Linked DNA regions of Homo sapiens: regions 2, 3, 4, 5, 6 and 7 are each linked to region 1. Evidence: chromatin contacts called from ENCODE Hi-C or POLR2A ChIA-PET data. All regions are on one chromosome and are shown on one strand. The core of a region is the stretch at or near the end of the contact, and the rest is flanking DNA. Distances in the headings are between cores, read along the strand shown.

Evidence for each region. A loop is a pair of places that touch in the nucleus more often than their neighbours do. ChIA-PET counts read pairs that join two places held with the same protein, here RNA polymerase II (POLR2A). Pooled maps may share reads with other maps.
Region 2: a loop to region 1 is called in a map of naive thymus-derived CD4-positive, alpha-beta T cell, with 4 times the contacts of the local background. The contact joins two enhancer-like sites. A Hi-C loop is called at or near these places in 73 of 168 maps with a recorded cell type or tissue (B cell, CD14-positive monocyte, CD4-positive, alpha-beta T cell and 51 more), 37 of 37 single-sample maps with no recorded cell type and 47 of 50 pooled maps. POLR2A ChIA-PET finds 5 or more read pairs at or near these places in 6 of 52 experiments (AG04450, MCF 10A, T-cell and 3 more).
Region 3: a loop to region 1 is called in a pooled map, with 7 times the contacts of the local background. The contact joins two enhancer-like sites. A Hi-C loop is called at or near these places in 4 of 168 maps with a recorded cell type or tissue (PC-3, PC-9, ascending aorta and 1 more), 5 of 37 single-sample maps with no recorded cell type and 14 of 50 pooled maps. POLR2A ChIA-PET finds 5 or more read pairs at or near these places in 2 of 52 experiments (activated CD4-positive, alpha-beta T cell and activated T-cell).
Region 4: a pooled map shows a loop between it and region 1 (2.9-fold over the local background). The contact joins two enhancer-like sites. A Hi-C loop is called at or near these places in 1 of 168 maps with a recorded cell type or tissue (naive thymus-derived CD4-positive, alpha-beta T cell) and 10 of 50 pooled maps. POLR2A ChIA-PET finds 5 or more read pairs at or near these places in 2 of 52 experiments (GM12878 and activated T-cell).
Region 5: a map of PC-9 shows a loop between it and region 1 (8-fold over the local background). The contact joins two enhancer-like sites. A Hi-C loop is called at or near these places in 4 of 168 maps with a recorded cell type or tissue (Calu3, PC-9, aorta and 1 more) and 7 of 50 pooled maps.
Region 6: a loop to region 1 is called in a map of B cell, with 6 times the contacts of the local background. The contact joins the promoter of LINC02777 here to the enhancer-like site in region 1. A Hi-C loop is called at or near these places in 22 of 168 maps with a recorded cell type or tissue (B cell, CD14-positive monocyte, IMR-90 and 12 more), 14 of 37 single-sample maps with no recorded cell type and 35 of 50 pooled maps. POLR2A ChIA-PET finds 5 or more read pairs at or near these places in 2 of 52 experiments (A549 and RWPE1).
Region 7: a loop to region 1 is called in a map of B cell, with 4 times the contacts of the local background. The contact joins two enhancer-like sites. A Hi-C loop is called at or near these places in 1 of 168 maps with a recorded cell type or tissue (B cell), 16 of 37 single-sample maps with no recorded cell type and 12 of 50 pooled maps.

What each region holds. Positions count from the first base shown.
Region 1 is chr1:59,695,667-59,698,855 of GRCh38, reverse strand. All of the region lies in intron 14 of FGGY (FGGY carbohydrate kinase domain containing), which reads right to left. Among named protein-coding and RNA genes, the nearest start is that of MIR4711, 36 kb to the left of the region's middle. Within about 2 kb of position 1,580, at least 3 of the 41 ENCODE cell types and tissues checked have a DNase peak (open chromatin) inside an H3K27ac peak, as active enhancers do; they include B cell and CD14-positive monocyte, where a contact is called at or near this core.
Region 2 is chr1:58,754,004-58,757,192 of GRCh38, reverse strand. All of the region lies in intron 6 of LOC112268263 (a long non-coding RNA gene), which reads right to left. Among named protein-coding and RNA genes, the nearest start is that of JUN, 28 kb to the left of the region's middle. RefSeq lists an enhancer at 992-2,191. Within about 2 kb of position 1,637, at least 28 of the 41 ENCODE cell types and tissues checked have a DNase peak (open chromatin) inside an H3K27ac peak, as active enhancers do; they include CD14-positive monocyte, where a contact is called at or near this core.
Region 3 is chr1:58,804,735-58,807,923 of GRCh38, reverse strand. The region is part of intron 1 of JUN-DT (JUN divergent transcript); the gene reads right to left. Among named protein-coding and RNA genes, the nearest start is that of JUN-DT, 21 kb to the right of the region's middle. RefSeq lists a silencer at 2,733-3,027. Within about 2 kb of position 1,708, at least 7 of the 41 ENCODE cell types and tissues checked have a DNase peak (open chromatin) inside an H3K27ac peak, as active enhancers do.
Region 4 is chr1:58,847,786-58,850,974 of GRCh38, reverse strand. All of the region lies in intron 1 of JUN-DT (JUN divergent transcript), which reads right to left. LOC107984961 (a long non-coding RNA gene) reads left to right here. Exons shown (of 2, transcript XR_001738081.2): 2 at 1-16. Among named protein-coding and RNA genes, the nearest start is that of LINC02777, 55 kb to the left of the region's middle. Within about 2 kb of position 1,719, at least 20 of the 41 ENCODE cell types and tissues checked have a DNase peak (open chromatin) inside an H3K27ac peak, as active enhancers do.
Region 5 is chr1:58,873,307-58,876,495 of GRCh38, reverse strand. All of the region lies in intron 1 of JUN-DT (JUN divergent transcript), which reads right to left. Among named protein-coding and RNA genes, the nearest start is that of LINC02777, 29 kb to the left of the region's middle. Within about 2 kb of position 1,500, at least 17 of the 41 ENCODE cell types and tissues checked have a DNase peak (open chromatin) inside an H3K27ac peak, as active enhancers do.
Region 6 is chr1:58,902,432-58,905,620 of GRCh38, reverse strand. It overlaps LINC02777 (long intergenic non-protein coding RNA 2777), which reads left to right and starts at 1,483. Exons shown (of 5, transcript NR_183656.1): 1 at 1,483-2,053. RefSeq lists silencers at 1,390-1,639, 1,700-2,089.
Region 7 is chr1:59,007,329-59,010,517 of GRCh38, reverse strand. No RefSeq gene overlaps it. Among named protein-coding and RNA genes, the nearest start is that of LINC01358, 12 kb to the left of the region's middle. RefSeq lists enhancers at 2,081-2,150, 2,191-2,240, 2,261-2,310, 2,581-2,690. Within about 2 kb of position 1,722, at least 6 of the 41 ENCODE cell types and tissues checked have a DNase peak (open chromatin) inside an H3K27ac peak, as active enhancers do; they include B cell, where a contact is called at or near this core.

The sequences.
Region 1 (3,189 bases), core at 331-2,830:
AGGTTCTCTGTTCTCTTGGCTGTGGGCACACACATATTAAAAATTAAGTACACGCACTCAATGTATGCGCTGCGCTTTTAAAGGGCTTTCTCTTTAAGCAGAAAGATGAAATGGAAAACGAACTCAACTCTGGTGAAAGGTAATGGATTCATCCCTTTGGGGACAGCTGTCCTGTTTATCAAAAGAAAGGGGAGAGGTGGGTCAGAAGCAAGAAAAAAAAATTCCCAAGTGGTCAGCAAAGAGAGACGCCCAACTTCAGAGGGGAGCTGAAATCAGTTTCTACACCCAGGCTTCCTTCTTTGTCACAGTTGAGAGGTCGAATGAATGGTATGTTTAACCATGAGGCCATGGGGGAATTGAGATGCTGATTCCCAGAGCATTATAGAAACACTTTGGTAATGGGGGTGTGGGGGTTGGAGGGGAGTGTGAAGAAGCATCTGTAGTTTTTCTGGGCATAATGCTAGGTACTGACCAAGGGGTGGGAACTGCGGGGTGGGCATGGTTCTGACTAGCTGGGAAGATAGAAAAGTATGAAGTAAAGGACCAAGTATCATAATAGAGTTCTACTCAGTGTTTTTGATGAGAAAAAAATGATACATATGACATGCAGAACCTTATCAATAAATTATCTTTCTCCCCTTTCAAATGACATGAGGTTCCCTAATAATCTTTGGGCTGGAACAAGACATCTCAGAGAGGCCAAAATGTCATATATCACATTACATTTCTAAACAACCCAATGGGACAGGGAAAAGTACTATTAATATTTTAACTTTGGAAACTATGTTTAAATCCAGAAAAAATACAGAAAGCATCTCATCAATCAGAAGGAAAAAAAAGACATGCTTTTTTGATAAAAGTATTATTATCTCTATGTACAGATTACAGAACTGAGGCTCAGAGAGTTCAATCACGTTACCCAAGATCACATATTTAGTAAGTTTCAGAGGTAGGACTGGAACCCAAGCTTGTCTTATTTGAAAACCCACTTTTAAAATCTTCAACTCTCATTGCTTCTCTGATTGACTGAAGCCTTGGGCAGAAGAAACAAAGAAAATAGGGGGTGATGTGGAGGGGCACAGCATGCAATTCTGTTTACCTCTTGTGTCACCTACTTGCAAAAGACTGGAAGAAGAGAGTCTGATTTCTTCTCAAATACTGCTTCCCATTGCTGCTATCGTCCACAACTGAGCTATCTATTTCCCCCACTGGAAAGAAGTCACAAAAATGTTAAGCACGCCAAAGTCTTCACAGCGACGATGGTTATAATCAGCAGATCACAGAGAACAAGCTATGTTGCATTAAGAATACAACCAAGAAGGAAGGAAATTCTGATACGTGCTACAGCATGGATAAACCTTGAGAACATTATGCTAAATGCAATTAGCCAGTCAACAAAAGACAAATGCTGTATGATTCCACTTATATGAGGTATCTAAAGAGTAGTTAAATTCACAGAGACAGAAAGTAGAATGGTGGTTGCTAGGGGTTGGGGGAGGGGGCAATGCAGAGTTATTGTTTAACGGGTAAAGTTTCAGTTTTGCAAGATGAAAAGAGTTCCGGAGATGGATGGTGGTGATGGTTGCACAATAATGTGAATGAACTTAATACCACCAAACCGTACACTTAAAAATGGTTAAGATGATAAATTTTATGTTATGTGTATTACAAACAAACAAAAGAATACAACCAGGACCACCTCCTCCAATGGTGATTTACAATTATGTACAATGTTCTCTTGCCTGGCACAATATGAAGCATGACCTTCAACATTTTCAAATTTTTTGAAGTAAAGGTATTTTTGTGGTATTTCCTCGCCACTTTTCTGGAAAGCAGTACATCTGGAGGTAAAGGGTTTTTTTTTTTCATGTAATTTTACATTTGCGTGTTTCATATGGATGCTTGTCCTGGTTTGATCAGCAACGAGCTCTCTGGCCATGCACAAAGCACTTCCCGTTTCTGGGTCTCAACTTCCTCATCTGTAAAAAGAGGGTTTGTGTGGGATGATCTCTAAGGGCCCTTCCAGTTCTCAGTTCAGATTCCTATTTTTCCAAATGCTAATAGTGTCTACACTCTTAGGTACACATTGCTTACTATTAACACTCATCAGATCCTTTTTGCGAGCCACTCGTCATTTCAGAAATACCTGCACTTGCTGCACTTTTCCTGGGGGCTAGACAGAGAGATGAAGGACACAGTGTGAGGTAGGTAGACAGAAAGAAAACAATTGAAAGGCCTCTTGGAAGGAGCACTGGACTGGGAGTCTGATGCTATGAGGTTTAGTCCTGGGCCCCCGCCACTTGCTCACCATGTGAATCAGGGAGGAAGAAAGCATTTACTGGGGCCTTTTATGCATGAGGCACTTTTATACATATTATCGTACTATTTCACACATTTTAGTAATTCAGGTCCTATCTTCACAATTATTTTCTTTTCTCAAGTACTACCTATAGTATTGATTAGTCATAAAATATTTCTTTAAGTCCTGGGAAAAAAACTTTTCTTTCTTTTTAAAATTTTCTAGGGAAAAATGTTCATGAAAACCCAGGTTTAATGCTAGGTACTTTTCTAGTATCTATTAAAACTTAGAAAAAGGGTGTCTATAAACCAGGACGTAGAATGCCTGAATGTCACTGGTGGTATGTCTGTACATTTTGGAAGATGACACTTGATCTTATTTTATCTCCATTTTTGGCTGCTGGTGCCCATGGAATTCAGCAACTCATCCAATTTTGAACCAGCAGAACTCACAGCAATGTGCTGGTTCATATTTCTCTCACTTTTAGAAGGAATATGTTCTAGAAAGTTGCATACACAGAACTTCCATGATTTTTAGATTTCATAGATGGCAACACTTCCAAAATGACTTGGGAGACTGACATATGGTTAGAAAGTTTTTATTTTGCTAAGAAGAAGCTCAAAGTTTTCTCTGACAAGTAATATATAAAAAAAAAACCCACAGGACTTTCTACATCAAATGGTTGGGAGGGGGACATCTCAGGATAATATGTCATTTAAGAAGAAAAAAATTAGCTTAAGGAAGAACTCATGACATTCTGCTTACTCTTCCGTATTTCTGACTAGTAAAAACCCTGTTATGGACCAGCCACGGTCCAGGCCCAGCACTGGTTGACCACAGTGTAATGGGCTTTGGAATCAGGCAGATCTGAAAGTCCTGGTTTTGTACTA
Region 2 (3,189 bases), core at 388-2,887, 940 kb after region 1:
ATATCAAAGTTACCTCTTTCATCACCTCAGCCCATCCATCTAGGGGCTTCAAAAATGTTCTCAGACCTGGAATCTTAACTGGGGCCAAACAGTACACAGCCTAGTGCATAATACCAAGATCAAACTGACTGGGACAACTATGGGAAACTCTAGGACATCCCCTAAACTGTCAGCATATCCCACACACATGTTTTCCTTGCCTTCACTGCCAACCAGACCAGGAGCCAATATCCCAGGACCAATCATAGCACCATTTATGGAATGTGTTCTGTGTTCTGAGCCTTATGCTGAGTATTGTACTTGCAATGTTTCAATTAATCCTCACACTAGATCTAAGATAAGTAATCTTATCTCCTTTTTACAGATAGGAAAACTGAGGCTTAAGGAAGGTTAGGACAAAAGTTAAGGAACTAATGGTTCATAAATGATGGGCCAGAGTTTCTATTCCAAGTTTATTTGACTATGATCTTGGGTATTATGATGCCTCTGTAAGAATTATTTTGCAGATGAGTCCCATGAAGGAAACTGACCTACCTGCAATCACATAGCTAGTAAGCACCAAAACTGGGATTATAATCTATGTCTCTTCAAGTCCAAAGACATGCTCTCCCTGTGATACTGTGCTACCTTCCCCAATCCCGTAAGACTAGTTTCTGCCCAAGCGTCCCTTCCCTGAGCTCAGAGCCTGCTGTTGTCCCTAGCCTATTGTTGAATGGCCTGGATCCATGCCTAGCTCTTCTTAGTTTCTTTCCCTGGAATCTGGGTTCCAGATTTTGTCCTTGCTGATGGGACACCTGCTGAGGAAGGACAGATCTTCCCAAAAGATGACAGATCCCTACTTGGTTCCAGAGAATGCAAACAAGAGTTCTCACTTCAGACACATCTACCTTTGAGAATGAGCACCAGACTAACCCATTCCCTTGTTTTCTGTGTTGGATCTGTTAAGCTGCCATGCTCCAAAATGCTGAGTGGGGTCAAGAGGTTGTTCTCCAGCCTGCCTTCTTGCAATTTCATCCTCTTGCTAATTCAGGCATGTTAGAGACCCATAATTCTCATACTCAGGCCTGACCGATAACAAATATCAGCCGTTATTTTTTTTTATGCTTCTTCATTTCCAATTGTAAAAGTTGTATGCTCATTGTTTTATTTCCCATTGCTACGACAAACCCTTCCTCTCTATAGCAGTGCTACAGGAGCATAAAGGGAGCAGAGTTGCAGATGGCATATTGTAACTGGCCTTAAGTACAAATTAAAAATCCACCTACATGGTCAAGGGATGCTACAACCAGATCAATTTGCAGATAAAGGTGCTCATTCAAGCTGAAGGATTTAACAGAAAAAAAGCAGACTAAGAAACAGAATATTTAAACACTTCAAGTCATTTGCTTGGAAAGACTTTCTGCATCTTGTTGGAGGAGCGAGTCATCTTCCTGTGTGAAGTGTTCAAAGCTCACTTCCGGTGAGTAATGAGAGGGGCATTCAGGTCTGGATGCAGCCACTGTGCACGTGGTGAAGTCCACGGCACTACGGCTTCCTCTTCAGAAAGCAGAGGTGCTGCCTCTTAGGCTCCATAATTCTGGGCTCTTCTCCAGGCCACAAAACAACCAAAGTTTCTAAGGGCATATGCTGATGGCATCTGCCAGCTCTCTATCCAGTGCAACTATGGCTGTCTGTGACTCACAGTAAGCTCCACCGGAAGCCTTTTCCATGTGTTTCTGTGCAGGCTCTGTTGGCTGAAATTCGTGCCAGTCCCGAGAAAGGTCTGTGGTTCTGGCAGGCAGCAATCATGTGTTGGAGAGCTGCAAGGACCCAGTCTTAGTTCAGGCTGTAGCTGCAGAAAGGGTAAAAACACAAGCCAGCACACACTGATGTGTATAGTGAATGGGCCTGGACTACCTCAGTAGGCTGGAAAATACATAACAGTAGGTCTGGGGGAGAATGTACATCACATACACAGAAGGCTACTCATTGTCTAAGCCAACAATGGAATTTCAAAAAAGATAGAGAAGACCCCATTTCTCTGAAGCAACAAATCGTGCAGGACAGTAAGAGACTTGTGTTAGAAACTCCCATCCTACCTCTTATCTGGGTTAACCATAAGCCTTCAAATGACCCCACAGAAGCAGCCTGCAAGGGAGATGGTGGAGATGTTATCACTTCTACTTTTCACACGAGGAAACTGAGCTTCCGGGAGGTTAAGTTGCCATAGATCACACTGATAGTCAGCGGCCCCAGAGGATTTGAACCCACATCTGTCAGACTCAAAAGCCACCCTCCTACCTGCTTCAAAATTCATCTTGTTCCGATAAATTGTTATTCAAAGTCACCTGTGTTCAATGCTGGAGCCAAACACCCTTTTGGGGTACTGAATAAAAGAAAGAAAAGGAGAGAGGAAAGGAGTCCTAGCTTTGCTGCTTTTAAACAATGTGGCCTTAAGCAAGTCACTAATAACCTCTCCAGCCTGAATGTTTAATTCTGGGATCACTTTGACAAGTTTATCAGGGGAGATTCTCTTGTGCTATTTCCTTTATTGACCCTGAAAAAGTATAGTTTTCTCACTCAGTCATTATTCATTGATTCCTTCACTCTGTAAACATCTACAGACTACTCAGCGGCAGGCACTAAGGCAGAAGGATAAATAAGACATGGTCCCTGCCATCAAAGTAGTCATGGTCTGATGGGAAGAAAGGCCTACAAAAACAGTCACGTGGCAGTGCACAGGACACAGTGCTCACCCTCCATAAGCACAGACCTTTCTGCTGGTGCAGACCCGGAGCCAGCTTCTCAGCATGCACAGCAGAATGTGCACTACAGCAGCACCCTGCCCTAGGACCATGGGAGCACAGGAGAAGGGGCAATTAACACTCAGTTTTTCATCTTTGAACCACAGTCACTCTCTGAAATTACATCTTAGGGCCTTAGGGCTATTTTCACTGCATGGCACTGTTGGGTGACTCATCATAAATTTAGAGCTGGAGAAGAATGCTGAGATTATTATAATGCAATCCCTCATGTTATAGGTGGGAAAACAGGCCTAAAGAGGTAAGGTCACAGGTAGGAAGAAGTAGAAACTGCTTCTGCACCCAGATCTCTTGACTTCCATGTCTTGCTAATTTTCAGCAGTTATGAGATACCCAAATCTTTTTCCTGTTTTGATTCTCCCTACCTCCTTTCATACTATACAGTTTC
Region 3 (3,189 bases), core at 459-2,958, 890 kb after region 1:
GAAATTCCAAATGATTAGGCCATCTCTCCTCTATTCTGCCTGTACTCTGACAACCTATACATCTGGAAAACCTAAGCAGTATATACACAGGGCTATTCACTTTGTAATCATTCATCAAAATGCACCTCTTATGACTTGTATGCATTTCTGTATATATGTTATGCTTCTTTTTTTAAAAAAAGGATCAAATAAAATTCTATTAGAAAATCACTTTTCTCAAAAGACCTTCTCCAATTTTTATTTTTAACATACAGATCTAGTCATGTCACTCCCCTCCCTACAGTCTTTCTATGGCTCTCCATAGCTTTCTGTGGTTTTCAGCATCCCATTCAATCTGATCCCTTGTGCACCTCTCCAGCCCCCTACATAGTGCAGAACCTATACAGGCCAGCCTGTCTTTCCTCCATTCCTTCTTCCTAGAACCATTCCCGCTTGGGCCTGGCCAGCTCCTACTCCCTCAACCTTTAGGCCTTGGAAGGGATAATACTTCCTGCAGAAAGCCCTCTCTGAACACCAGCCCCGAGGTTGTAACTCAGACCTGCTAATGCCCATCGCATCAGGGGTCTACTTCTACCACAGCTCCTACCATGCTCAACAATAAATGTCCATTTCTCTGTTCATTGAAGCAGTCTGTGAACTCCTTGAAGGCAGAGACTGTGCTTCCTCATTTCTATCTCCAGCACCCAGCATAGCAGGGGCTCAGTGAATATTTCTGGATCAAAAAATTAATGGATCAACCCCCTACTAACCACCTTCAAATAAGATTTGTCTTACAAACTCTACTTGAAACTTTTTTTGTTCATCTGTGTGTGCTCTTCCTTTCCCTAATCTGAAATTCCTGGAGGCCACTGTAGCTGGGTTAAATTGGGACCCCAAAAAAGATGTCAAAACCCTAAACCCCAAACCCCAACACTTATGAATGTGAACTTATTTAGAAATAGGGTCCTTGCAGATGTAATTAAGTTAAGGATCTCAAGATGAAAACATTTTGAATTTAGGGTAGACCCTAAATCCAATGATTGGTTTCCTTATTAGAGAAAGGTGAGGGAGATTTGAGACACAGAGACACACAGTAGGGAAGATCATGTGAAGACAGAGGCGCGGAACGGAGCTGTGCTTCCACAAGCCAAGCAACACCAGGAGTCGCCAGAAGCTGCAAAAGGCAGAGAGTGGATTCTTCCTTAGGGCCCTTGGAGGGAGCGTGGCCCTGCCAACATTTTGATTTCAAATGCTTTGCCCTCTAGAACTGTGAGCGAATACATTTCTGTGGCTTTAAGCTACAAAGCTTGTGGTCATTTGTTACAGCAGCCACAGGGCACCAATAGCAGCAGTAACTATGCCTCTCGCTGGCTTGATGCTCCACCCACCCCTGAATCTTCCACCTTGCTGTACGCATAGTAGGGCCTCCATAAAAGCCCTTGTGAGAGACTGATTAGGAAAGGCCTTGTCATGAGCCATCCTCTGTTTTCAGCTGGGTTGCCTATCCTAATGGTTAACCAAAGCCAAAGAAAGTTCATGAAGACAGCACAGTCAGGTGCATCAGTTAGCATGGCCGGTGACTAGCATCTATTGAGTGCTCACCCTGGGCTAGACATTCTACCCATGCTGTCTCACTTAGGCATCTTTCATTCAACACGTTATTGAGCACCTGTTTTCAAGTAGGTCTATTCTACAAAAGAGGAAACTGAAGCTCAGGGAGGTGGGGTAACATGCTTGAGATCTCACAGTAAACAAGTGGTGGTGTCAGGACTGGAACTTTGGACTCCGGATGTTATTTTTCACTTTTCTAAGCTACCACGGTTTACGACATGAACAGAATTAAGACAGAGAACATGAAGGGAAGGGAGAAAAAGGGTGGAGAAGAGTGATTCAGTGCTGGCAGACATTGTGCTTTTGTTTTCATAGTCTGGGAGCAATTAGGTAGCACACCTGTGACTTTCAATTTGTTGTGGTGGGGCTAAATTTAAACCTTGAGTCATCTTTATCCGTAATCGATATGTATCTATATGAGCAAAATTAATCATATTGTAAAGCTGCCATGGGAATTCTAGACAACATCACAACTATGGTACAAACCACAAGCATGAAAGCCAGGCACGCCATTGCTGCAGACGAAACAGCGTTGGTCCCAAAGGTATGTGTGTGAAGGGCCCCTGAGCAGCCACCTAATTCTCCTCATCACCCTGGTCTGGTTAAGATAAAAGTTGATCAGTGACCCATTCAGGCCCCAAATCACCTGGAGCGTCAGTGCAGGCTCTTCCGTGCCATTTCATAAAGGGGACACACACATTCACAAAATCCAGCAAATATTTATTGAGCACTTACTGTGCTCCAGGTTCTGGGGACACAGCAGAAAACAAAACCAAGTCTGCTCTTATAGAGGTCACGTGCTGCTCAGGGGAGAGAGAAAATAAATAAGTAAATGAATAAGTGTCTAATATGCCACTGATAAGAGAAAAGAGGAAAACTAAAACGGAGGACTGGGAGTGCTTGGGTTTTTTTTTTTAATATTAAGTCATCAGGGAAGGCCTTTCTGATATGGTGCCATGTGGGCAGAGGCCTAAGGAAGTGAGAGGATGAAGCCTACAGATATCTGGAGGAAGAGAGAACTATATATGTGTGTGTGTGTATGTGTGTGTGTATATATGTGTGTGTATGTGTGTGTTTTTGTGTGTGTGTGTGTGTGTGTGTATATATATATATACACACAGACAGATGTATATATTTATAAAAGACCCAAAGCAAGAATGTGCTTGAATGTTCCAGTAACAGCCAGAAGGCCTTTGAGGCTGGAGCAGACTGAGCTAAGAGGGAGGTCAGGGAGTGCCAGAAGACAGGTCACACAGAGCCTTGCAGGCCATGGTGATGAGAAGCCACCGGAGGGAGTGGCACAGAGGAGCAGCAAGGTCTGGTTCAGGTTACAGAAGGACTGCCCTGCATGGAGAATGAAACAACAGGGACAGATAGAGGCAAGGAGACAAGTTAGAAAGCTGCTGCCACAATCCAGGAGACAATGGCTGGTGACCTGGACAGAGGGCTTCAATCACAGTAGATAGAAGCTGACCAAAAAGGTAAAAGAAAGGAAAGTGTTATGAAAAGGGAGAAGGAAAATAGTGGAAAGAGGGAAAAATGGAGTATGAGACAAAAGAATGTATTTTACATATCAAACAAGAACTGAGTCACCAATTA
Region 4 (3,189 bases), core at 470-2,969, 850 kb after region 1:
AAAAAAAAAATGGTTTCTAGAACATCAAAAGCTCCTCAAAGGATCAACAATATTTTTTGATGATGGAAGTATGAATAATCAAACATATGGATTGCATTTCTTTAAATTATGCAGTACCTAAAAACCAGGAGGGAAAAGAGGGTGCTGGTAAAAATGTTTTTCACATTTTATTAAAACCTCAAGTTCTGAGAAATACTTTTATGACTATTACACACACACACACACACACACACACACACATATATTTTTCTCTATCCAACTTTCAAGAAAAAATAAATTATCACAATGAGCACTTTCTTCCTGCTCAAAGTGTTGTTCTGGCCAGTTCTAATTCTTCAGCACCAGCTTCATTCATAGAAATTAGGGGACCATAAAATGGTTTGGCTCCCAAGCTCTGCTAACATAGCAGTTGTGTGACCTTATGCAAGTCACTTAAATTCTCCAAGCTTGGGCTTTCTCTATTGTAAATAGGAAGCAAAGTCCAGACTTCACAAATGGTGGTGAGAATCAAATAGAATGAGACCCTATTTGAACAAACCTTGTAAATTGCAATGTCAAGTTCATGTGAGAGATGGAAATGGCTCCAGGAAGCTATCTGTGCCTGGACAGGGATACCAGCAATGGTTAAAGAGGCCAAGTGCCCACCTTCAAACTCCTGCTCTGCCTATTATAAGTTGTGTGTTTCTGGGCAGATAACTAAGCCACTCTATGCCCATTTACTTATTTCCAAAATGGGATATTGCTAACAATAATGGTATCTACATCACACAGTGGTAATGAGGATTAAATAAGTAAATATTTATAAAGTAGTTAGGATAGTGTTGGTGTTTGTTCTGAAGGAGAGAACACGAGAAGAAGGAAGGAAGGAAGGAAGAGGGAGAGGAAGAAGGGATGGAGGAAATAAACATCCCACTAGAGATCTCCTGTGCTGGAAATTCACCATTTAGTCCTTGGTATTAAGTATTATCTTTTCTAAGAGTCCTTTTTGAAAATGCAAATGTTCATAAAAGGCATGGCATAGCAATTCAAATTTAATGTGCATTTATTGAGCAAGTACTGTATGCAAGGCATTGTGTTGTGTCATATAATCCTCTGACCCCTTCGAGACTGGGAGTGGGGAAGGTGACACATGGAATCAAGAGGAAAAGGGGAGACAGAGGGAGAGAAAGAGACAGAAGGGCCATTTCCCCTACAGTGGATTTGGCATTGAAAGGACTTGGGTCCATATGTCGGCTCTGCCAGTCACCAACTCCATGATCTTGGACAAGCATTCACCACCTCAAGTTTTACCTTTTAAAAAATCAGGATAATGACAATTAGGTTGCTGTGGTGACAAAATGAGATCATGTGTGTACACATCTAATTTTTCTCCTCCCTACTCCCCATTTTTGTGACATGCCTCCTGTGACTTCTATGCACTGGATGGAAAGGAATTGCTAATGGCTGCAGCTAGAGGACTAAAGTCAGAACTCTGTGAAGAGGACATCAGTTTGCCACTTTCTCTGTTCAGTAAAAAGGCAATTTTTGTGGAGACCATGCTCCACTAACTCATAGGAAAGCATTTTCTCCCTGTGACATCTCCAGTCGATTTCAGCCGGCAGTAACCAAGTGACTAACTCTTCCTCCAGGGGCAAAGAGCCAGACCTGGTGTTTGACTTCTCCCTAGCCTCCCAAGTGCAGAGATGATTCCTACCGGATACTGGTCCTTGGAGGAAATGGGAGAGAAATTCAGCTTTGGCTTTAGCAATTCAACTGATAAAGGAGGCAGGGAAAAAGCTAAGTGAGACAGAGAGACTACAAAGCCCTCTTCCTGGATCCTGGCAGATGCCAAAGGAAGAATCTGCGAGTGAGTAATTCTGCAGCCTGGAGCCCAAAGGCTGCAGCCAGAGGTCTGTGCCAAGAAGGCAGCGGGTGCAGGAGAGGTGGGCGGCTCCTGGGCTGGCCTTAACCGGATGGGGGACAGCTCAGTGTGAGTCAGAGGCTGAGCCTCTGCTCCAAGGGCCTCCTGCAGGCCACATCCATTCAGATAGGCCTCCCACGAAGGAAGCTTTCCCCTGCATAGACTCAGGTGGCCTTTATTGTGATAGTGTGTCATCAGTAGGCATTGCATGCAGATGATAGAAAATTCCTGCGGTCCAAGCACAAGTCTGCACAAAAACAGAACAGATAGTCAAGGACGCAGGTATCAGGTCTGTGCCCAGGTTGTGGGCTGCCGAACTCCCATGCTGAAAATGACAACAGCTATCATTTATTGAGAGCTCACCTGGTCCCATCACTGTGCAAAGTGCAAGCCAGCTCCAAAGCCCTTATGTGCAACTACTAAACATTTTGGTCTCCAGAGTGTACAGTAGAGCTAGGAGAATATTAGGTAAGCCAGTTCTCTAACTACCTCAGTTTCCCCATTGCAAAATGGGGATGATATTTGCCTACATTATGGGTTACTTTGAGAACTGCAGCACAGCAATTCAAAATCCAGGCTTTTGAGTCAAAAAGATCTGGGTTCGAGTCCCAGCTCTGCCTCTGATTTGCTGTGTGAGCTTGAGCAAATGTCTTATCCTCTGTGAGCTTCAATTTCCTCATGTTTTGTGGATCGTAAGAGAACCAACCTCAAGGGTTATGACAAAAATTAAATGAGATAACATATGAACCTGCTTCCTCATCTGTAAACCAGAGAAAATAATACACATTTTTCTCATTGTTGTGAAGAGTAAATAACATTTTAAGATGGTTTATTAATATATTTCATATTCAGTAGGTTCATGGTTATTATTATCATTATTACCATTTCCATCAAATAAGCCATTATATAAAAAGTTATTGATAAATTTTAAGAGGCTGTTTTTGATCAAAAATATATTGTTTACTATATTTAAACAAGGCTCTAAATGTGGTAATTAGTATTTTTATTATAACTGCCATTTTCCTCATATACTACAATCTCAGTATGGGGCAAGGGAGCAAAAAACTCACTTGATCTCTCTGAGTTCCTTTTCAGGAGAAATTTAGGTTACATTAGGATTTTCAACCTCAGACCTGTGGACCCAAAAGGGTCTGGGAAAGTAGTAAAGGCAGTGAGAGAAGGGTACCTAGAGGTATTTTCAATATTCCAAAAGGTATGGGAAATCATATACTTGTCAATAATGTGACCTCCACAGACTATCTTGAAGACCAAGTTTCTTTTGCTTCAGG
Region 5 (3,189 bases), core at 251-2,750, 820 kb after region 1:
ATTTACCACTCTAAGCCCATTGTGTATCACTTAAATGGCAACGAGAACAATATCTACCTCACAGAGTTGCTGAGTGGCTTTACAAAGCATCATGAGACACATGAAAAATTAATTTTGATAATATATGTTATTTAACCCAAAATATCCTAAATCTTTTCAACCTATAGCCATTTCAACCTATAACCAAAATCATTTAAACCTATAACCAATTTAAATTACTAATGAGATAAATACATTCCATTTTTCACACTAAGACTTTGAAATTTAGTGTGTGTTTTATCCTGACAACACAGATCAGTCACATTTCATGTGTTCTCTAGCCGCGGGTGGCTGCCAAGTTGGACCGGGCAGGTTGAGACTAATTTAAGTGTCCTTGCTGGGTGCTCCCTTAGCACCCTATACTTACAAGTGAAGAAGTCATCCTTTCTGTGGCAAATGTCCGTTTACTTGGTTTATCCACAAGCAATTCCCTTGAGGAGATGGAATAAGAGGTACCCCCAGGGCCTACATAGTACCTAGCACAGAGCAGACACTCAATAAATACTTGTTAAACAAATATTATTCATTTCTCTATCCCCAGTGCTCAGCCCAGTGCTTGACCCTCAGTAGGCATTTAATAAAGACTTACTAAATTAATGAAGTCACGACCCAACATTTTAATGGTAAGTGAATTTGCAATTTGACAGCAGGTGAAAACCTGGCAGTTTATTGCAGAGGAGACAATGGTACCTTTCTAACCCTCAAAGTAACACCTGCCGTTAAGTCAAATTTCCTTCACTGCCTCCTTTCTCCCAAACAGAACTGGAGCCAGATGGGAAGCCATGGGCCTTTCCATTCCAGTAAAATCGCACAATGCCTGGTCTGCAATGATAAGCAAGCATATCAAGTTCCCATGAACAAATAAAATTAACTTTCAGTGAGGGCCAAATTTCTCCATTTCACTGTATCTCTTTTTCTTATCAGAGTGTGCAAGGTAAGAGGCTCTGAAAGGTTGCCAGTCGCTGTCTGATTGAAATCTAGGGAGCTTTACAATAATGCTGATAGTAATTAAAACGATCAGACATTTCAACCTCAGCACTGCACCACCACTTACTAGTTAAATGAACTGAAGTAACTTATGTGTCGTCCATGAACATTCATTTTCTCATCTGTAAGATAGCCAGACTTATCTGGCCATGCTGCTGTGAGGACCCTGTAAGAACAGAGCTCCCCACACATGCTGGTGCTCAGTGAGTGGCAACTTGCATCATTCCCGCAGCAACCTGGCACGGCTCTCTGAATGGTATTTGCAAAGTGAGACTTAGCATTATTTTTGTCTTGACAATCAGCCATAGGCCAGATGATTTCCTTAAAGTTGTTTCGAGCTGCCCCCACCCCCTTTGTGGACAACTAAAACACAAACACTATTTAGAAAGATCTGGGCCGAGTCATTTCTTTGGAGCCTGGTGGCAGGCCAGGAGGCTGATCACAAAGGCAGCATTCAGCTGCAACAACAGCAGCCTGGTGGGCAGGGGCCTTGTCCCAAACATTCTTGACTAGGCTTCTTGGGGGAAGGTGTTACCGGCCTGCAAATATTTGTTGCTCTATTTCCATAGCAACTACAGTGGCCATAGTGAAACCCTGAAACTGCACATCGAAACTTGGGAGGTGCCGCAAAGCCAAGCCTGTTTGGGAGGAGGCTTTCTCCTGGACCCTTCCCTCCCCTAAAACTGAAGACTTTTCCAGGATTCTTTCAAAGGGCATTAAAGAGAAGCTATTGTGCCAGCTGCACACAGCCTACTGCCTGCTCTGAGGAAGATGTATGGGCAAAGACTGTTGCCAATTGCCCATGATAAGCTTTAAGAGACTTTAAGCCAAAATGAGTGCCTGCCTGTTTTCTGCAGAGCTTTTGCAGCATGGTGTGCTGAGTCTGGCTCTGGCACAGAACAGTAACACCACCTGTGCAACCTCAGGGAAGTTGCTCACTGTCCCTGAGTCTTTTCCTCAGCAAAAAATGCAATTAAGCCCAATTTAATAAACTCATATTGATGTCTACTCTGAGCTAGATGCTGAGATTACAAAGCTGAAAACACCAGGCTATTCCCCTCAGGGAACTCAGATAGCCTATCAGGCAGAACTGTATTAAATATTAAGTTGGATCATACCAGGTACCCACTGCCTGGCACCCAGTGAGATCTGTTGTACTATAAAAGTTTATTTCCCTTCTTCTTCAAACCAGGCTACTCTAAAGAAAGCCCTGAAAGATGATCAAGGGCCCATGCATTTTTATAACATTCTTCTTGTACCCAAGATAAATTTATCAGTTTTGGACATGATCGTTTACTGATTGTGTACATTATATCTTCATTATAACATGCTTTCATGATCCATACCTCACTGGACTTTCTTAACCATCTGCTGTATTTGGAAGGATAAGAATGGGTGTTTTCACTTCAGAGTGAAGACACTGAGGCACAAAGGTGAAGTGATTTGTCCAGGTCGCAGTAGGAATTCGAACATACATTTTCCAACTTATTCTTTCAGTAAATATTTCTTGAGTAGCTGCTAGGTGCCAACATTGTTCTAGACACTGGGGTCAAAGGCAGTGAATAAAACAAATTTGCATTAAATAGTTCAAGTTCTAGGGGAAGGAAGCAGACTGCTAACAAACACATAAACGCAGACTACATTAAGAAGTGATAAGCACAGTGGAGAAAAAAGTCAGCAGAGTAGAGATGATAGCATTGCTTGATACTATTAATAGTTTATATAGATTGCCTGGGAAGTACTTTCTGAGGAGGCTGGGGAGAAGTGAGGAGCTGGCCCTGTGGATACCATGGTGGAAAAGTGTCCAGGTAGGAGGAAGAGCAAGGCGTGAGGCCCTGAGGTGGGAACACGTTGGCACATTGTAGAGCAGCCAGAAGGCAGGCATGGCTGTAGCAGCAGCAGAATAGGGAGGTTGGCAGGAGAGGAAGCCAAGGAGAAGTGAGTAGTCCAGTTCATGGGGAACTTGTAGGGCATGGAATTCATGTTGGGTTTTACCCCAGGTGAGATGGGAGTCGTTGGAGGGCTTTGGGCAAAGCAGTGGCCACAGTGTGATTCAGCAGGTTAAAAAAGATCCTGCTGACTCCCACATGAACAACAGTCTGAAGGGCAGCAAGGATGGAAACAGGGAGACCAATTGTTAAGAGGCTACTGCAACCATTGAGG
Region 6 (3,189 bases), core at 234-2,733, 790 kb after region 1:
GCGGGAGCCAAACTTATCATTTTGCAGAAGGGGAAACAGATTCAGACAGAGGGAGGAACAGGCCCAATCCAAACATAAAGTTAAAGGCAGAGCCAGGATGAGAACCTAGGTCTCTGATACCTACTCCTGCTCTTAACTCTGCAACATGCTTTCTATCTCACTATCTTAGTAAGCAACATTCAAGACCTTCACGATTCCGTCTTCATTCAGTGAACATCTGATTACTTAGAGGTTCAAATTGCTTTCTATATCTTAACTCATTCAATCCTTATAGCAACCCCACAAGGCTGATCTTATTGTCAATCTCCATGTTGTAGATAAGGACAGTGAGGCTGAAAGGGGTTAAGTCACTTGGTTAAGGCTCACAACCAGTAGGTAGTAAAGCCAAGATCTGAAACTGGACAGTTGGGCTCCTAAGCCTGTGCCCTTAACCACAACACCATATTGACCCTTCAAGAGTGAAAAAGTATGTGGCGTCTGCCTTAGACAGGCATACTCCCCAGGTGGGAGACACAACCTGCAATAAGTGTGTGCAACCTCATACTATGGGCACCAAGAGAAGAAAGGAAGGAAGGATTAATTTTACAGGGGGAGGAGGGAGAGAATCAGGAAAGCTGCCTGGAGGAGGTGAGCTTTATCCAGTTTCCAGAGCTGACTCACTTTCCTCCAGGTTTCTCTGCAGATGGACGAGTCTTTGCTGAGGCAGGCAGGTAGAAAGGGACTGGAGCTTAAGGGATGCAGTCAAGGAAGTCAGTGAGAGAGGGAGGGCAGGACATTAGGCTTGAAGTGTGTGAGGTGGGCAAGTTAATGAACCTCCAAGAGCCTCAACTTTCTCATCTGCAGAATGGGGATGATAACACCCACCTTCTGAAGCTGTTTGAATATTAAATGAGATAACGTGTATATACTTCCCGACCCAGTATTATTCCTCTTTATTTACCTTTCATAAAACTATTTCACTCACTAAAAATAAATTTAATTGAGCATATTTTTGACACAGTAGCATTAATAATCTTGAGTGTCATTATCAGTCATTCATAATAACAATATAATGAATAATAATGTTAATTGCCATTGACAGCACTAAGTGCTTAAAATGTATGATCCGTATTTATCCAATCTAATCCTCAGAATGTATCTTAAAGATAGGTAAGGCGTCATTATCCCCATTTTACAGATGAGGATAATGAGGCTGAGAGAGATGGAGAAAGATATACAAAGGTCACCCAGCGAGGAAGCGGCAGGATGGGTATTCAGACCCAGGTCTGTTGGTCCCAGAAAAATGTCCCCCCACACAGAGGATGTCCCGTGTTTGCAGTTCATGTTGGTCTTGGCCACGTCCCTCCGCTCTTTCTCAGAAGGAAAACAAACATTCTAAGAGGTCTGCTAGGCCGAGGGAACGCGAACGCCAAAGAGAGGGAGGGAAGGGGCTGGCCGAGGCCGGAGGATGGGCCCAGACTGGGAGGGTGGAGCCGGCTCCTCGCCCCGAGCCCGACAGCCGCATAAAGCCTGCTGCTTTCACTGGCCCGGTGGGGGCCAGCAGGGTCAGGGCCCGCGGAAACCCTCAGCCTGGCGGGCCGGGAGGCCGCGGTGCTGCACTGGCTCGGCGCGCTCCCCGAGTGGCGCTCAGGCGGGGCGCGTTCATTTCATCTACAGACTGTCGGGAAGGCTTCCCGAACTCCTCCTCCCTGCCCGCCTTTGCGCAGGGCCGGACTCTTCGGAAACTGAAATCACGGGCCGCCCGGCCCCCACCAGTCCTCGTGGGATCCGGCCCGGGTTAACCTTCTATGGGGAGGCCCAGGAGGGCCGGGCGGAGCGCCGGGGCGGGCGTGCGCTGACGTGGCGAGCGGCTCCCTCCACCCGCTCCTCCCGCGGGCACTGCCGAGGCCCATGGGCGGGAAGCCGGGCGGCGGGCGGGACGTGGCCTCGGTCCCGGCCCTGCCCCGCCCCGCCGCCACTGAGACTCCCAGCGCCACCAACGTCGGAGTTGCAGTTTCTTTAGCTGTCATATGCAGACAAGTACTACCCACCTCGCCTTTGGAGTGAGCAGCATGTATGTACGGTACCTGACACCTAAGAAATGCTCAATGTATGGTCCCTACATGGTGTCACTGTGATTGTTGTCGTTGTGGTTACGCTGGGTTGGGCAGCTCGCCTTGTGAAATAATGAGCTCCCATTGCTGAGACCGTTCAGGCACAAGTTGAATGAGTTCGGGGGACAAAAAGAAATACGTTAGAACAGGAAGTCCCCCAAATTTGGCATCCCTCAATACCGATCTGGTGACTTCAGAATCACCTGGGAAGCTCAAACAGCACCTCAGACCAGGGATCGAAATCCCGGAAGGCAAGCTCGTCTAAAAGTACAGCTTCATGTGTAAACCACTGATCTAGGCCAATAGTCCCTGCACTTTTCATCTTCAAAGACCCTTCTGTGATTCCCTCCTGCCCCACTGACTGCACAGTGTAAAGTATGTTGTTGACCAAACTAGATTTAACTCACAATTAATTTACTCTCTAACTAAATTATTAATCAAAGCCCCAGAGTTCATTAAACAATTATTGAATACCTACTGTGTGCCAGGCACTGTGCTGGACACTGGTGGTCTGGCGGATAGACAAGGACTCTGTCCTCATGGACTTACCAGTCTGGGGAGGGAAAGCAGAAAATGAACAAGAATTCAAATACTGACACTGAAGCCAAGAGAATCCAGCTGAGCTGAAGGCACCCAATATTCCTACAATGAGCAGATATGGGTGTATCAAAAGCAAAAGCAAATAGAAGCCTGGCACGGTGGCTCACATCGGTAATCCCAACACTTTGGGAGGCCGAGGCAGGCAGATCGCTGCCTGCCTTAGAATATATTGTGATAGAGAAGAGTCCATGAGTTCAAGACCAGCCTGACCAACATGGTGAAACCCCATCTCTACTAAAAATACAAAAATTAGCCGAGCGTGGTGGCGCACTCCTGTAATCTCAGCTATTCAGGTGGCTGAGGCACAAGAATCCTTTGGACCCGGGAGCAGAGGTTTCAGTGAGCTAAGATCATGCCACTGCATTCCAGCCTGGGGGACAGAGTAAGATTCTGTCTCAAAAAAAAAAAATGGAACTGTATAATTCCCCTGAGAAAGGTGGGTGTACCCCTCAACACACAAGCACACATGCATATACCACAGCATTATTATTTTCAT
Region 7 (3,189 bases), core at 473-2,972, 690 kb after region 1:
ACAAAGGGAAGAAGATGCCAATAGTGCAGAGGAAAGAAACTACACAATATGAACACCTACAATAGTAGAGGTGGCCCACAGGCTAGATCAGACTTGAAGATACATTTTTGGATGGGCTCACCCAAGGTTTAAAGAAAATATGAAGCCCATCCCTGCAGTTAAAAAAAAAAAAAAATAGCCGCCTGGGCACGGTGGGTCACACCTGTAATCCCAACACTGTGGGAGGCCAAAGTGGGGGGATCACCTGAGGTTGGGAGTTCAAGATCAGCCTGACCAACATGGAGAAACCATGTCTCTACTAAAAACACAAAATTAGCCAGGCGTGGTGGCACATGCCTATAATCCCAGCTACTCGGGAAGCTGAGGCAGGAGAATTGCTTGAACCCAGGAGGCAGAGGTTGCAGTGAGCCGAGATTGCGCCACTGCACTCCAGCCTGGGCAACAAGAGCAAAACTCCGTCTCAAAAAAAAAAAAAATAGCCATCAACATAATGAAGGAGGTAGATTTTAATTCTTACCACTCACTTTCAGGCTTTAATCTCCAGGTTCCTATAGACATACAGGTTGGGGACTCTTGGTAAACCATAACTTTCAACATGCAGGCACTCATTTTGACAAACAAATCAGATATTCTCTACCTTCAACGTTGATTAAACTTTCTAAATAATGTCAGTATACTGACTAAAGACAAATTAAAGCACACTTGTTGAGCCATACCTCCTAGAAGCCCTGCCACAGGTCCCTTCTTCAGCGTCACTGAAGAAGCATCACATGACTATTTGAAATTAATAATACCTCTTGTCAGACATGTACTGCATTTGTGTACAAAACATTTTCCTATCCCTTTTTTCTTATTATCCTCAGAAAAGTGCTATGAGTTAGAGGTTCCTAGTCCAATATGCAGATGAGAGAATTCTTTAGATTGGCAGTGACCCTCATTGGAAAGAGCACTGTGTCTGGGTTCAAGCCCTTGTGAGGTGTCAAGCCAGGGCTTCCCTTTCCTGGCCTTAATCTCTATACCATGTGGAGGTGGTCAGACAAGATAGCTTGTACCAACCCATCTACTCTGAAATTCTGTGAAAGAAGAGCAGAATTTTATAACTGTAAGCATATTCACCCTCCTTTGCAATGGCACAAAACAGCCCCAATTTAAAATAAACTATGAACCTTGGTGGGCAGGTTTAGAGCTTTAGTATCCATTTTGCTCTTCTGCCCCAGTTCTGCCCATGTCTCTGTAGGCCCAGAACACCTTGCCATGTCTCCTTAGCACAGGTTTTTAGAAGGAATGAATTCCTGACTGTGAAAACTTAAACTGGTCCTCTGAAGAAAGTGAGGCTCAGAGAGGTTCAGTACCTTGTCTGGGGACACACAGCTGGTGAATGACATAGTTCAATGCAAGCAGCATGCAGGACAGCAACAGTCTGTGTAGAGGTGTTCCAGGTAAGAGCATTTTCTCTGTGATTCCTCCTGGGGCTGTATGTCAGGTGAATTCAGATCTGTCCTTGAGGTTAGGCCCTTTTAGGTCAGATTCGAGAAGCAACCCTTGGCCTTTTGGAGGTCTGAGGCATCTGCTTTTAAAATATACAGAGGGCCCGATGGCATTACAAGGCAAGGCTGTGGATATATCCGAGCCAATGTGGACACATGTTTGGTTCTGAAGCCAAAGGTTTGCAATTGGCTGGAGTGGCCCAGTGGGTGGCGGTTTGTCTAGCTGATGGTCTGGCACCGTCATGAGTCACAGCCTCAGGAGACAGAACCATGTGCCTGGAGATAGCACTGCCTGGGCCACCCTGAGCCCTGGTCTGTAGTATCCTCTCCACCTCTCTACTTTGGTTTCCTCCTCGGAAAATGAGAAGACAATGCGAATTCCCAGAACTGTTCTGAAGCATAAGACCACCGACTTCACATCTCAGCTTGTCTCCTTGCTGTGTGATTTGGGGCATGGTATTTAATCATCTGAGCCTGGCTTCCTTCATCTGTCAAATGAGCATAACAATGATGTCTCCAAAAGGTTGTGGTTCAGATGAGATAAAATCCTAAGAGTAAGGAGCCTGGCACTTAGGAGAAAGGCAGCCATTTTTGTTAGACTATGAAAGAGTTTTAGGAAACAGAAAGAGCCGCTGCAGTCTACGGTGGAGGTGAAGGCAGCATCACTTCTGTGTTGTTGTTATTATCCTTGACAGATGGGCCTGGACGAGAGGTCTGAGGTGAGTTGGGGAAGGCATGAGTCATGTGAGGGCAGCCCCCGGAGCTCCCAGTGCAAGAGGCACTGCATTTTAAACTAGTTGTGGAATTCATTCCACTGCCTTTTTCAGCCCCAAAGACACTGGAAAAAAATAAAATAAAAAGCAAACCACAGCATTTTCAGGCCTCCCACTGGTTTTGCCTTTCTTCCCCCAACGTATTGTTTTTGGGAAGGGCTGTTTCAGCCACAGCGCTGTCAAGAAAACAAGGTGGTTTCCCTTGACCCTTGGCAACCAACACATGCTTTTTCCTACGCTTTGGTGCAGAAGCCCACAAGTGATTTTTAAAAATAATAAAATTCTTCTCTATAAATAAACCCTTATGCTTTCTGCTGTGGGTCTTGGATGGATGAGTTTCTTCTTCTTTCTGAACTCAGTAAGGGCTAAGTTCCCCTCCACAGAGGAACTGCACATTGTGAAGCAAGGGATATTTTGGTGAATCACCTGCCATTGCGTTTTCCACCAATGCAGGAATGGCAAAGTTCTGGAACTTTTACTTAAAGATCCACCATTCCTCAAGAAGACCTATAGCCTCCACGGAATACCCTATCCCCTCTTCCTCTAGAGATTTTACTACTGCTACCGTTACTGGTTTTCCAGAGTCTGACAAATTAAGCATTTATAAGAATTGACTCAGTGACCGCAGAGCAACAGAAAGAGGATGAGTTTTAGAGTCCAGAGACCTGGGTGTGAATTTTAACTTTGCTCCTGACTAACTGTGTAACTCTGGACAAAAGGCTTATATAATTTTGGGCAAGTTACTTAACATCTATGTTAAATGTATGCCTGCCTTGTTTTTGGGATTCCTGAAATGGATATAAATGGTCCATAACTCATGGAGCTGTGGTGAAAATTAAATGGAAAAAAAAATGCATTTGAAGCCCCAAGTACACAGTAGGTACTCAATAAATGGTAATTGGTATCGGGTAAGTTCTCAGCATGACTAG